2 separate regions of the Mus musculus genome follow, and region 1 is linked to region 2. Evidence: chromatin loops called from intact Hi-C (ENCODE). Cell type or tissue: left cerebral cortex. All regions are shown on one strand. Links, peaks and the distances in the headings refer to the core of each region. The heading gives the core; the rest is flanking DNA.

The links. Peaks named below come from ENCODE experiments on the same cell type or tissue, not always from the same donor. Only the 100,000 strongest peaks of a DNase experiment are listed, where the experiment ranks them.
Region 1: it touches region 2 in a loop (3-fold over the local background); 3 of 42 quality-filtered maps call a loop at or near these places.

What each region holds. Positions count from the first base shown.
Region 1 is chrX:164,203,624-164,206,538 of GRCm38, forward strand. Bmx (BMX non-receptor tyrosine kinase) reads right to left here. Exons shown (of 19, transcript NM_009759.4): 15 at 1,545-1,761. Among named protein-coding and RNA genes, the nearest start is that of Bmx, 53 kb to the right of the region's middle. In left cerebral cortex, for the core only: no CTCF peak of the experiment used is centred there; no DNase peak of the experiment used is centred there.
Region 2 is chrX:164,267,753-164,270,667 of GRCm38, forward strand. It overlaps Pir (pirin), which reads left to right and starts at 1,679. Exons shown (of 10, transcript NM_027153.3): 1 at 1,679-1,925. In left cerebral cortex, for the core only: a CTCF peak has its summit at 1,632 (motif pointing left); DNase peaks (open chromatin) are centred at 1,653, 2,028 and 2,299; H3K4me3 peaks cover 916 bases; H3K27ac peaks cover 861 bases.

The sequences.
Region 1 (2,915 bases), core at 120-2,619, 64 kb before region 2:
AGTTGTCTCTTGTGAGGCTATGCCAGTGCCTGGAAAATACAGAAGTGGATGCTCACACTCATCTGTTGGGTGGAACACAGGGCCCGTAATGAAGGAGCTAGAGAAAGTACCCAAGGAGCTAAAGGGTCTACAACCCTATAGGAGGAACAATAATATGAACTAACCAGTACCCCCCCCCCCCCCGCCCCAGAGCTGTGTCTCTAGTTGCATATGAAGCAGAGGATGGCCTAGTCGGCCATCAATGGGAGGAGAGGCCCTTGGTCTTGCGAAGATCATATGCCCCAGTACAGGGGAATGCCAGAAAGTGGGAGTGGGTGGGTTGGGGAGCAGGGCAGGGGGAGGGTATAGGGGGCTTTGGGGATAGCATTTGAAATGTAAATGAAGAAAATATCTAATAAAAAAGAAAATAAAAGTTTCCATTTTTTCCAAAAAACGCATGTTCACCCAAGCATCTGAACTACTTGAAAATATACTTGAACACAGAATCTCAGCTTATAAACATTTGCTGAAAGGACCCTGATATAGCTGTCTCTTGTGAGACTAGGCCAGGGCCTAGCAAACACAGAAGTGGATGCTCACAGTCAGCTATTGGATGGAGCACAGCGCCCCCAATGGAGGAGCTAGAGAAAGTATCCAAGGAGCTAAAGAGATCTGCAACCCTGTAGGTGCAACAACATTATGAACTAACCAGTACCCCGGAGCTCTTGACTCTAGCTGCATATGTATCAAAAGATGGCCTAGTCGGCCATCACTGCAAAGAGAGGCCCATTGGACTTGCAAACTTTATATGCCCCAGTACAGGGGAAGGCCAGGGCCAAAAAGGGGGAGTGGGTGGGTAGGGGAGTGGGGGGGGGAGGGTATGGGGGACTTTTGGGATAGCATTGGAAATGTAATTGAGGAAAATACCTAATAAAAATATTTAAAAAAAAGAAAATATCTAATAAAAAATAATTAAAAAAAAGAAACAAAAAAAAATCTCAGCTTATCAAGGACTTCCACTAGATCCTGTGCATTCCCAGATGCTTGGAAGTCATGCAAGGCTTATGGGATGTATTGGCCTGCTATGAGCAGTGTGCTTGGCCTCAGCAGAAGGAGGTCTCTAAAGCTGAAGACCAGCGAGTACCAAACAATACTCAGAACTCCTGCCCCAACCCAAACACACACTTTCTTTCTGCCCCATCCCCCTCTTTGACTTTTTAGTTACTGTATCAAGTCACTGCTTTCCCAGTAGGCTCTCAGAGTCAACTTCAGTTCAGTGGTTTTGAGAAACACTAAATTTGCCTGAGTCATTCCGTTTGTGCTTCACATCACAGCACGGGTAGCTATGGAGAGCCTCATGACTTATTTTGCTCTGATGGCTCTATACGTCTTTCAAATATTGTATTCTACAATTGTGATATTTTTATTACAAACCCATCACATGCTTACAGGAGTCACAATGTGCAAAGTAAAGTGAAGGCCTCCTCTTTGTCAGACCTCCCAGCAGCCCTGTCCCTGGAGGAGGGAATGGTGGGTTATGTTTTTCTCTCCTCTCATGAGCTTACCAAATCTCGATGTATGAACTGATGGCTCTCCAAGAAGGCCATGCCTTCACAGACATCATAACACATTTCTAAGAGCTGGCAACTTTCTAGTCCTTTCCCATGACTCTTCAGGTAATTAAGCAAGCAACCATTTGTTATATACTCAGTTACTATATAGATGGGGTATTTCTTTGAGCATACTCCGTAGAACTTCACCAGCTTGGGATGGCTGAGTTTCCTGAAAAAGAATCGATTTGACAAGTTCATTTACGAGATGTCCCAAGCAGAAGAAAAAGAGAGGGGGGGAGGGAGAGGGAGAGGGAGAGGGAGAGGGGGAGGGGGAGGGGAGGGGGAGAGGGGAGGGGGAGGGGGAGGGGGAGGGGGAGGGAGAGGGAGAGGGAGAGGGAGAGGGAGAGGGAGAGGGATGTCAGGGAGCTTTGGATCTTGTTTTGGGAAACAATAATGTTTGAAGGCAGGAAAGAAAACAGATCTCAGCCTCAGATCTGAGACTGGTGAATCTCACAGCCACTCAGCAGTGCTCTCAGCCTGGAGATACTGCATTCAGCTTGTCTCCCAAGAATCAGAGTAGTGTTATGTGTAGACAAAATATATTAATTTGAAGGGTGTATGTAACATAAAAATGGTTGCTCTTTGTGGAAGTGAGACTACATATAATCCTTTGTTTATATCTCTTCTTTTGTTCTCTCTCCTTTTGATTTTAAAAAAGTGTTCATTTGTGTGTGTGTGCATGCATGCATGCATGTACACACTTATGAATGTGCACATGCATGTATATTTTTCTGTGGTGCCCAGAGGACAACCTCAGGTGTCATCTTCAGAAAGGCTACCACGCTCCTTTTGGGCAGAGTCTTTCACTTGTCTGAAGCTTGCCCAGCAGCATACACTGACTGAGCAGTGAGCCCCAGGGGTGCTACTGTCTCCACCTCCACAGAGCATGGATTAATTTTACAGATTATTTATAACACACTTTGGTGACAAAATACACTTTAATATTTCACCAGGAGACACCACTATGTCATATACCAAGAAAGTTTTTGTTTTTAATTTTATGTTCTATGAAAGGGGGACACCAAGGGGCTTTCTTTGGCTTTATATACCAGTCTAGTTACATAGGACAGAACTATCTGTGTAATTTGCAAGTTCCTTGAAAAAAATGAGAATAGGAAAAAAAACAATTGTTCACAACTTAATTTGAGTTACACGTGATAGCTCATGACTGGATTTTCTGCACTTAGGAGGGTGAGCTGGGGTTCTTGCTGTCATTTTAAGGCTAAGTTGGGTTATGCAGTAACTTTCAAGACACCCTGGGCTACAAAGTGAGACTGTCTCAAAAACACCCCTCCCCCATTTTTATTACTTTGCAATGGTGAA
Region 2 (2,915 bases), core at 126-2,625:
TGTGCCAGCCAGGGTGTTCATACTTCTGTTTTATGTGGAAACTATTTCAGAAATAATTACAGATGGGAAGTACCAATACCTTATTAGTCCACAGCAGTTTGAAGTTTGCATGCATAATCTGTTAGTCTTGAATTGCTGAAGGTAGGCAGAGTCAGTTTGAACCCCACTGATATGAAAAGCTCAGGGAAAAGAGTTAAAAAACAGAATTTATTGTGAATGCGTTTTAATATAGATTTGGGTATCGGCATTAAGGAAGACAGATAGCCATTTCAAGAAAAGACTATATACACCCAAGTGTGGCCATGAATTGAGGCAGGGAGGGGAGAGTGCAACTTTATGAATTTGCATGTCATCCTTGTACAAAGGCCATGATATTTTCCTCTCTACTGTTCCCATTTTTAGTGTGTTCTGCCCAATTGAGCACCAAGGAAAAGTCTTTGTTCTTCCACTTCCCCATTCTTCTACAGCAGAAATCTGTAGTCTGAAAGGTAAGAATGCCTTTTCACATCTTGAGGTTGAAGAGCTTGGGGATCTAGCTCAGTTGGTAGATTGCTTGCCTAGAATACACAAAGCCCCGGGTTCAGTCTCCAGCACCATGTAAAACTGGGCACGCTGGTGAATGCTTCACTGTAACCCTAACACTTGGGAACTGTGGGAAGGAAAGTCAGAAGTTCAAGGTTATCCTAGGCTCTCTAGGGAGGTAAGACCAGCCGGGGATATGGGGAACCATGCCCCCCAAAAACCAGCTGAAATATAAAGTCAAAAGAAGACTTTCATGACAGCTGAGAATTGTACGAATTCAAAACATAATCTTATGAATTCTAATTTCATTATCCAAAATCAAATTTTTATTAAAACACAGCCACCACACTCAGCAGGCGTTGTCTCTGGCTGTTTCTGGCTACAAAAGCAAATGGGAGCAGTCTCCACGGAAGACCCACAGAGCTGGAAAGTAAAAAGACATTTACTGTTTATTCCTTTTCAGTTTCCCAGGCTCGTAGTTTTGTTTTTGTTTTGTTTTTTTTAAAGAGGCATCACTTTCACTCTTTTTCCAAGAAAAGACAATGAACTTCCGGGTATCTAAAGAACATTGCGTATGGTAGCCTGTCTTCTGATTAAAAGTCCTAGGAAAACTAGATTGCTTCCTGGCTGTGGACAAACCCTCACCTCCTGAGGCTAACTCTCTAAGGCCTGCTCTTGAAGCCCAACAAAACTCAAGCCCTTCTATGATTCCCTATTAGAGTGTGCCTTCTCTTTCAGCAGGAACAGAGATTCTTTGGTTCTTACATCTGCTCTGCCTCTGCCCCATTCTCATTGGCAAACAGCAAGAAGCGTATTTATTTATGAGAGATAACTGTGTAGTACCTATGCGGAGACATGCTCATTTCATTCTCATTACAGCCTTACAGTCTTGGTCCTGTCAGCTTTACCACGCTCATTTCACTGGGGATAATGCATAGAGAGGCTGAGTCACTCCCCCAAACGGGACAAGTGGTTAGAAAACATTCTTGCTCATACGAAGCGTTGGGTGACAAGATGACTTGAGTGAGGACAGGTTTTCCAAGAGATTCTAAGGGGCTGCAGAGCACTTGAGTGTCCCATACATTCCTGGGAGGCGGGCAGCGCGCCCCCAAGAGGCCGGGGTGCGCATCACTCTTTGGACCGACTTTCAAAAGGCAGATCCAGAGAGCCATGGGGCGGAGTCAGAGAATCCAAACCCAGGGTAAATAAAGGGTGTGTCCCCCGGTCCAAGGCCCCTGAGACCTAGAGACTCCCGCCTTCTGGAGGCCCGCAACAAAGCGCTGAGTCACGCTGACTGACGGCTGGCGCTCCGCAAACCTGTCCTCCCTTTGCTGTGTCCCTGCCGCTGTGGAGTCTAGGCACCTCCGACTGTGGCCTCCCTCCTGGGCCTGCGCTACTGCCCAGTGAGTGGCCTGGGGAACTCAGCCCTCGTGAGAGTGGTGTGTGTATGTGTGTGTGTGTGTGTTGGGGGTGGGAGGAATGCTCCGACCAGTTTTCATGATGCTGTCTTTCCCAGCTCACTACTGGGGCTCGGAGGGGAGCTGAGGGAGGGAAATGCTTAAATAGCCACCACGATTTGAGATGATAGCTTGGTTTTTCTCTTGGCAACACACTGCAATTAGTTAACTGCTTTATCCTTGTTCCTGTGTATAGGGCCTAAATGTGGGAGTCTGGAAGAAGCCAGAAAAATTAGGTGGAGGCAAAACTACTTACTAGTCGCTTATGTGTGGATGATTACGGGGCTGGACTCAGAAGTTCATTTCTGTCTCCCACATTTCATGGCCCAATAGATGCATGTTGTTTGCCTGCTAGAGAGGATCCGTTTTAGGATCTGCCTTCACAAACTGAAGGGTGCTTCTATGTTGAGTCCCTATAAAGAACAGCAGCTCACTTTCTTACAGCCCTATTTACATCCTTTGAGGCAGACGCTTCTTAATCCCATTGTATAGATGGAAAAGCTGAGACACACAGCATCCCAAATGAAAGCAGCCTGGAATGTGGCAAAACTGAGATGTAAATCTGAGGTGTCCAGTTCCAGAATCTGCCTGTTATTAAAGTGCTTCTCTTAGTTTAAGGAATCTTTGAAGGATTGGTTAGAGTTCATATGGTGATCAGATCTGGGGCTTGGAATTACTTGTCTGCAAACACCTGAAGTTAGAAGTGTGTGTGTGTGTGTGTGTGGGGGGGGGTGATTGTATTTGTTGTGTGATATTTCCTTGGTTAGGACTTAGACTTCAATCAATAATGGAACACTTTTGAATAATAAATGTAGTATATGTGTTGTTCCTGAATCATCGGTTCCATTGCCTGGGGTACTTCATAAATGGTTTGTCTGTGCTTTAGAGGACTTTATTAAGAAGTTCAAAGATTTCTTGCCTAAAAAATTACCTGCA